2 separate regions of the Homo sapiens genome follow, and region 1 is linked to region 2. A link is a loop called in an ENCODE intact Hi-C map of the cell type or tissue named here. Cell type or tissue: PC-9. All regions are shown on one strand.

Region 1 (4,000 bases), 140 kb after region 2:
TTAGAATCAGCTACAGAGCCATTCAAGATGGTGCCCTGTGTGTTAGCGCTCAATGCTGGAAGGCATTCTCTCATGTGAGCCACAAAACTACCCTGTAAGATGTAGTACTCTTACTGTCACCATTCTACAGAGGAGGGAACAAGAAACTTAGGAAGTTTAGGACATGGTTCCTGGTCAGATGGCCAGTGAGTGGGAAGCCAGGATTTCAGCAGATAAGATTTCCCTCTAAACCACTACTCTATAGTCTCTTAAACTATATTACAAGTTAAAAAATAATTATTTCTGATAGTATACCACATAATTGCCAATAAATCACAAAGTATGAGTGAAAATTTAAAAAATATATAACTGCGTAGATCTCACCCCAAACCAATGGCATCTGAATTTCTGAGGAGTGGGGCTGGAGTGTCTTTGCATTAGCTTTAGGGTCAGCCCAGCCTTACCCCTAAGTGATTCCAGTGTGTAGCTGGGGCTGAGAACACTTCTTTATCCAGTTGCTCCCATCTATGTCTCTTCCTCTAGTTCCTTCTCTCCACCCCACGTCCTACTGGCCTTTGGGATTCAGTCTAAGTGTCATCTCCTGTGTGGACCCGGCCTGCTTTCTCCAGCCTGCCAGAGTGCTCCATTCTCTGAACGCCAATTGCAAAACTTGTCCACCCCAGCTGAGCTGGCACCTATTCTGCCCCTCGGTTGGAATTTAGCTCTTGATTTTATGCCACTGGATCCCTGGTAAGTTTCCATATTTAGTCATTTGCTTCTCAGCTACCTCCACCTCTACCCCAAAAAGAGTGACAAGCATAATCATGCCTCTATCTGAAAGCAAGACTTGAACTCAGGGTTCTGCCAAGTGGTATTTTTGGCCCAGGGCTCTTTTCCTAGGGATTGGAAACCAGAAACATGTGGGGAAACAGATTGTGACTGAGGGGCAGGGGCATCAGCATGGCAGAGGAGTGTGGAGAGGGCCCTGCATGCCTCTCAGATGCAAGCTTGGAAAGTGGCAGGATGATGATGGAATGATGGTGCCTCTAGGGACGTTTGGACCTATGAGCTGGGAAATGTTGAGAGAAAAGCCTGGGCAGGGCCTGGGTTAGAATTTGTTGGTCACGGAAGAGGAATTGAGAGAGGAACAATTTCAGCATAAGTGACATTGGGCCAACTGAGGTTGTTGAATGACTGAATGAATGGCTCTTCAGTTGTATTCTTAGGAAGAATTTGGGGGGCTGCAGCACCTTCGCTGCCAGACAAGAGAGGCAAAGAAGGGGTCAGATGGAGGGTCTGTTGGAAAGGAGAGAGTCTGTGGCCACCAGAGGCCCAGCCAGCCAGAAGCCAAATCCCAAGAGGGTATCTCACTCGGCCATCTGCCCACCTGTAGCCCCTGGATTTGAGGGCCATTGATTCCTTGGCTGGGCCAATTTCCACTGCAGTCGAGGTCATTGCCAGGTCTCCACGTCTGTGCTGATAACTCTGCTTGATGATCCCTTTCCTCCAGTGTATGAAGGAGGTGGTGAAAGGAATTGCAGGGAAGGAGCATCACTTATCTTGAGTTATACCAGGACCTAATGGCAGTCCTGGAATCAGAAGCCAGCTCTCTTAATTCCTGACCAGGCTCTTTCTTCTTGACTCTGTTGCCAAAGTTAGTCACTTTGCCATTGTGGGGCTCAGAACAGGGCCTCTGGTTGGGGACTGGGGGGCTCTCCTCCTGGCCCATGTTCAACAGGAGGTCCCGGGTCTTCCCTGGCTGAGCCTATTCTTGCAAACTATGTGGGGGCTGATGTAGGACATAGAGTGGCCTCTGGGGAGACAGCCTTGTGGATCCTCACTAGGTCATTGGCCCTTCTGGCCCCATTGCCATCAGCGTCATATAGTGAGATCAGCTGCCTCCAAGCCCCATGGGAGGCCTGGTGTGAAGAGCTCAGCTCAGCAATGAAACCTATGGCCCATGTGATCAACAACATCCTGATCTCAGCAGACTGCTGATAGAAGGAGAGGTTAAGACCTATTCCAGAGCATGATTGGATTGGACAAGACAGCCAAGGTGCTCAACACATCAAAGAAGTCTTTCCACAAATGTGGCCATTCCTGCAGTGCTGCCATGGGGGAGCCACGACAACTTCAGTTCAGGCAACAACCCTCACCCCTCAATTGTACTCCAGCCCAGGTGACTGGGCCTGTGGGGAATGTCTAACCCAAGGGCTGTGATCTCTGGACACCCCAGGAGCCTAGAAGTGGCCTGAATCAGAGGCTCTCATTAACCTGGTGCCGACCTGAGTCATTCTGATTCTCTCCTTCATAGTAATTTGAACTGGAGATGTGGTGAGAAAGCCAGAAGGAGGCAGGGACAAATGAGTCATGAGCAACCTTCAGCGCAGCACTCCAACCTGGCATCTTGCAGCTCCTGCTGCCTCAGAGCTACAAGATAGCCCAGGGAGTCAATAGAGCCCCAGTGCCAAACAGCATTCCAGGTTCCCAGCCCCCTTCCCCTGGCCCCACCCCGCTGCATTCCAACGATAGCTAAGTCTGAACATACCTGGACTCCTAATTCCCTCCTACCCTTGTGCCTCCTCACAATGAGCCTGGTTACCTGAAGCAGCCTGTTACCAAAGGCCCCCTCAGTGGCAGCACAGACACTACTGGGGAAGAGCATCTCAGAGGCAAAGTGGGGTGCAGCTGTCCCTCCCACACAGAGAACTCCTCCACTCCCACCTTGGAGGATAGGGAGTGTTACATGAGGAGACCCGGCAGGCCCCTGGGACTCACAGGCTGCCATCAATGTGCTGACAGGCCTGGGATGCAAGGCTGAACAACCTGGGGCAACAGTGTGTCCAAGATAGGGCTGGGCCACAGAGAACCAGTCACAAGCCTGCATGTGTGTGCTGGGCAGGCAGCTGCCACATCCTTGCTGGCTGAGTCAGACCCCTTGGTCACTGAGTCTCCAGTTTATTGTTATTCACTGAATAACAGAAGTTTCTGTGGGCCCAGATGAGACTGGGGTCTGTCTGTCTTGTGATTGTAAGGCACTGGCTTTCCTGCCAAACAGCTCATTGCGCAGATCCAGGGCCTCTCTCCTTGGACCTGGGTGGACTCCAGGATCTCCTGCTGAAATAGCCAGGCCTCTCCTAGCCCAGGTCTTCAGAGATATCAACATCAGCACCACTCTGCATCTCAGGACAGGCCCTCGGCTGAGAGACAGTAAGCAGATTGCAGAGCTTCCTAGGCACCTACTGTGTGCCTGAGTGGCACAGCTGGGCCACATGGAGCACATGGAGATGGGTGAGACCAGCTTCCAGCTCTGAGAAGTTACAACCCAGCAGGGAGATGTGCAGCTTAGAGAACTAATCATCCCACATTGACACTGCAATGTGATCAAAGCCTTGAGAGCCATTCCCCATGATCCAGGGACTAACGGTAGGTGAGCTCATAGCTCTGGGGATCAGAGAGGCCTGCACGGAGGAATCAGCATTAGACCTGGGTTTTGGCGGCTGCATGGACTTCGACATGGAGAGGTAGATGGGAGCAATGGACTGAGGCAGTAGGTTCCCAAAAAAGGGACTTTCAATCTTTGCTGACACAACATTAATGTCAGTTGTGCCCAGGACTGTGCCAGAAGCAGCTGGGGGAACAGAGGTGAGTGCCATGTGGTCCCTGCCATGAGAGAGGGCCAAACAGGCAGATTTTGGCTGCAGCTCAGTGGGACAGGAGCTGCAGGTGAGGGAAGGGCAGCAGCGGTGGAGCCCAGCAAAGCAGCCTTGGTGCATGTCTTGCTGGGAAACAAGCACAGAGAGAGGGAGGTGGAGCCATAACCTGACCCTCCCCATCTCCACTTGATTGAACCTGAATCTGAAGGCATTGGAGAGCTGCTTTCGGAAGTCTGGAGCAGAGGCTGATGATATGGAGGGAAAGACCACAGATGCCATCTTTTTGGGGGCCAGCCTCTCAATGTCACTATTCTCCGAGTGTCCCTTGATCAGGTTTCCCCAAATATGTCTCCAGGGAATATGCA
Region 2 (4,000 bases):
GCCAGTGGGGAACTGCTGAAGTAGCACTCTAGAGTATCACCCGGGAGACCCCTCTGTCTCCTGCCAAGCTAAACAAACCCTGCCCATGCACTCTTCTGAATCACACCTCACTGCAGCTTTGTTCCTTCTTCCCCAGTACTGCTCAGGGCACCGCCTTATGGGAAAGTCCTGTGTGTCAGCAAAAGAAGCACTTGAGGAGAAACAAATTGATATAGGAAGGGGGAGTGCCACCCAGTCATCTTTTAAGTACAAAGAAAGGTCATCGGAGCTGTATGGGGTCCAGGTTGGATTATTGTTGACTCTGCCTTGCTGTGGCAAAAGGGCCAGCTCTCTGGGTCCAACCTTGGGCATTGCCAACCCCATCCAGCTGCTGACAGCCCAGCACAAAGAAAACACATGCTGTGTACACACAGATGGGTTTGCATGTCAGCATGAGCCCATTTTTAGCCTTTGGCCAGGAAGGGCAGTTCACAACACAGTAATTTAATTAAATTTGCCTCCCTCCGTGGCCCACATATTTGAAGAGGTTTGGGGGGAAATGAATCTGGCTGAGGAACATTACCCTGCCGCTCTGGCACTGCCCCAGAGCCAAGCCACTGTACCATAAAGGGTCTCACCATCCTGAATACGACCCAGGACATCTGTCTGCACTGCAGGCTCTCTGGCCGGGCTGCCTGCTGGCACATCTGGCAAGGCAGCCTCTGGAAGCAGTCCGTCTCTATCACAGGCAAGCCACCAGGGGCAAAATAAGGGACTCCCTACCCCCTACTCAAGACCTGCTGGCAACAACTTTAGCAGTAACTCACAATATTAGCTTTCATCACAGATTTCAGTGTATTTAGAGTGGAGAGGACAGAATAAGAGAACCCTCTACCCTCAACTAACATTGAAGCCTCAATAACAGCTATGATCCTAACTTCATTGCTGTTAAGGCCACATACCTGTACTTCTGTCCTGGAAATGACCAGTATTTAGGGACCTGAAATTGAATCCCTTACCCTTACTTCCCATGAACTTATTACCACATTTCACATCTCAAATGTCCATCAGTTTTGTCCATTATGTCTGAGCTTAACCCACACTCCAAACTCCAAAGACCTGCCCCCCTCCCCACCTCAGCCAGCTAGTTCCTCCTTGAACTGAGTTCATCAACTCATCAGGAGGCCACTTCTCCTGTGGTCACCCCCTGGTCCAGAGAATCTGCCCATGATGGGTAGTCCTTTCTTATTGCTAACCCGTAACCTCTCAGTCCGCCTTTTCTGTCCTAAGTCAGCTGTACCAAGCCTGCTAGGGAAGAGCATTCTCTTTGGTTATCTTTCTCTCTCCCCATCAATAGCACATCCTCCTGGCTAACTAATGTCTCTTGTGTAATGATAGCAGCACCTCTGAGAGAAAGGGAATTTCTCTGGCACAGTTCGTCTCAACACCAGCATAACACAGGCTGTTGCTTAGGAGTGGGAATCATTAGAGTCAGGCCATTATTGGAGGGGACCGGTCTCTAGGGGAGCTAGCAGAAATTGCCGCTCCTTAATGGATGGAAACTCATTTGCCTGAAGCCCCTGCCCTCCTCTTTATTTTCTCTGCATTCCTCACCTCCCATTGCTTCCCAGCTTTGAAGTTGAAAAGAGAGGTAACTCCACCCAATGCACATTTCTGCTAAATTAACTTGGTTAGAAGAAATCCTTGCCTGAAAGCACTGTTCTTTTAGAATGTTTCTATTGGGACTTCACTTGAAACCATCATGAAGAAGACAAATTCTAATTAAATGTATGTGATAAAATTATAGCCAGGGCCACTCTGTTCCCAAGAGAGGATTTGAGATGGGAGGAAGAGGGGACAATTTCCTAGCTTTCTGGACCCCAGTTTCAGGGTAGACCCCTGAGTCAACCTGGGCTGCCAGAGCTTTCCCTCTGAGGGTCCCCTTGCTTACACAACACTAGGAAGGCCAGGGAGGTAGAGCGGGACTCCAGGCTTCTCTGCTTCTCCAAGGGTCTGCATGACCTTGAACAGACCTCTAACATGATTTAGCTTTCTGCAAGCCCTCCTGTCATGTTGGGATAGATGTTACCTTACTACCCTGCACTCTTGTAGAGAGAAGGGGAAGGCCATGGAAGCAACACATGCCCCTTTTGGTTTATTAGCCATGGGGCTGCCATCAGAGCACACATGCCCTGAAGAGAAAGGAAAGTTGCCTGATTTCTCAGCTCTTCCTGTTTGAATGAAATCATGAGTGGGCACCATCTGTCTCAGAGCATTAAGCACAGATAACAGTACTGGTGGGAAAGGCCTTCCCCCCTCCCAAAAGGGAACTATAAAGGATTGCATCAAACTGCAAACTCCAGGGGGCACTAATCACTTTGCCATTTCTGTAAATGGCGCCCCCTGGAGTTGTAAGTCATGGTGGCCCTGCCGGCGCTCAGCAATTGCGCTAGGTCGCGAACCCAGAGACTACAGGTAAGGTCTCTGCATCACCAGCTATGTGACACCTGGGCAAGGCACATCTTCCTGGGCTTCATTTTCCTCATAAATAAAATGTGAGGGTTCAACTAGATTTTCTGAATTAACTTGGAAGTTCTCATTGCCCTCTCCATATCCCGGAAGTTAGGAACCATGAACCTGTGTTCTGTCTCAGTGTCAATTGTCATCCCCAGGTCGGCCAGCCTCGATAACATACCCAGAATGAGAAGGCACCCTCGGCTGACATAACACCACTAGTCGGAGTGGATGTGGACTTACACATGAAGGGGGAAGGATTAAGGAAAGGGAAAGCCTCCAGCGGGCACAATGGATGAAACAGCAAGCGCACAGAATGGGCCAATGCCTTATTCTTCTTGTATTCATCCTTCTCTGTGGCTTCAGAGCCTTTTTTCTGACACACATGCACACAGCACCTCCAGTGCTTGCCGTCTCTCCCCCTCATGAGAGAAACAAAATGAAATGCAAACATGCTTTGAAAGAGCACAGTCTTGTCCTGTCCCTCTGCATCCCCTCTCCTCATTTCTAATGAAAAAAATAGTCTTCCCTTTCCCTGGTTCCTTCAACAGTCTCTTCCTTAGGTTATTTTTTTCCTCTCTCCTTTCCTACTCCATCCAGACTTCCCCCTGCCTAATCTTAAAGAGATGAATTGGAAGAATATGCAGTCGTGTCAGAAGGATGCCATTGTCAGTTCACACAGGCAGACACTAATAGGATAAAGTATTATCTGACTTCCTTTAAGTCCAGAAATTAAGTCTTCTTGCAATGGCAATAGATTATAACTTATAACCACTGTGGCTGGCAGGCTGCAGAAACAGGCTGTTAGTATCTGAGGCCTCAGCTCCATTTCTGGGCCTATTGTGAGGGATGCACTCAGCATTCCTCCAAACACAGCTGCATGATCCAGGGAACTGGCACTTGGCTCCTGGATGGAACTGCCTCTGTGGAGAGCTGCCTATAACTCATTCAGTTCACCTGCCGTGGGAGAAGCTGTCTGAATGGTCTTAATGAACCTGGATGAGTGGGCAGGTAAAGGGAGGAAGCCAGGGTCTTGAAGACTGGGAAGAAGTAGCCCGAGGCAAGGAAACCAAACTTTGCACAGGGAACACTTAGTGTGTGAAAGCTCTTCTCAGTCATCCTTGCTGACTCATTGAGCAGGTAGTAACTTATCTAGTGACTAAATCAGCACCAGCTTAGAGACACAGGGAAATGAGGGTTGAGACCTTAAAGGAACTGTAAAAGAGACTACAAATTAAGGAGTTGCCCTGGAGAGGAAATATCATGAGAAATGTTAGGAAGAAAGAGCCATCATTCTTCAAAATGGAGGGCCTCATGCAGGATTTCCTAGGTCCTGTTATGGCAGATGAGTGTACTCAAATGGGGAATATGGGACAGGAAACCTGATACAATAATTAATTGAAGGGTATTTTTTTATTAGTGGGGCTATAAGAAGGTAGGTGGGGGCTGGGTACAGTGGCTGACGCCTGTAATCCCAGCACTTTGTGAGCCCAAGGTGGGCGGATTG

The links. Hi-C counts contacts between places; a loop is a spot of excess contacts. Peaks named below come from ENCODE experiments on the same cell type or tissue, not always from the same donor. Only the 100,000 strongest peaks of a DNase experiment are listed, where the experiment ranks them.
Region 1: a loop joins it to region 2, with 3 times the contacts of the local background. A loop is called at or near these places in 1 of 110 quality-filtered maps.

Annotation. Positions count from the first base shown.
Region 1 is chr7:128,161,904-128,165,903 of GRCh38, forward strand. No RefSeq gene overlaps it. Among named protein-coding and RNA genes, the nearest start is that of MIR129-1, 44 kb to the right of the region's middle. In PC-9, no CTCF peak of the experiment used is centred here; DNase peaks (open chromatin) are centred at 2,348 and 2,878; H3K27ac peaks cover 2,840 bases.
Region 2 is chr7:128,017,985-128,021,984 of GRCh38, forward strand. All of the region lies in intron 16 of SND1 (staphylococcal nuclease and tudor domain containing 1), which reads left to right. Among named protein-coding and RNA genes, the nearest start is that of LRRC4, 11 kb to the right of the region's middle. RefSeq lists an enhancer at 588-1,138. In PC-9, CTCF peaks have their summits at 2,417 (motif pointing left) and 2,625; a DNase peak (open chromatin) is centred at 3,547; H3K27ac peaks cover 2,591 bases.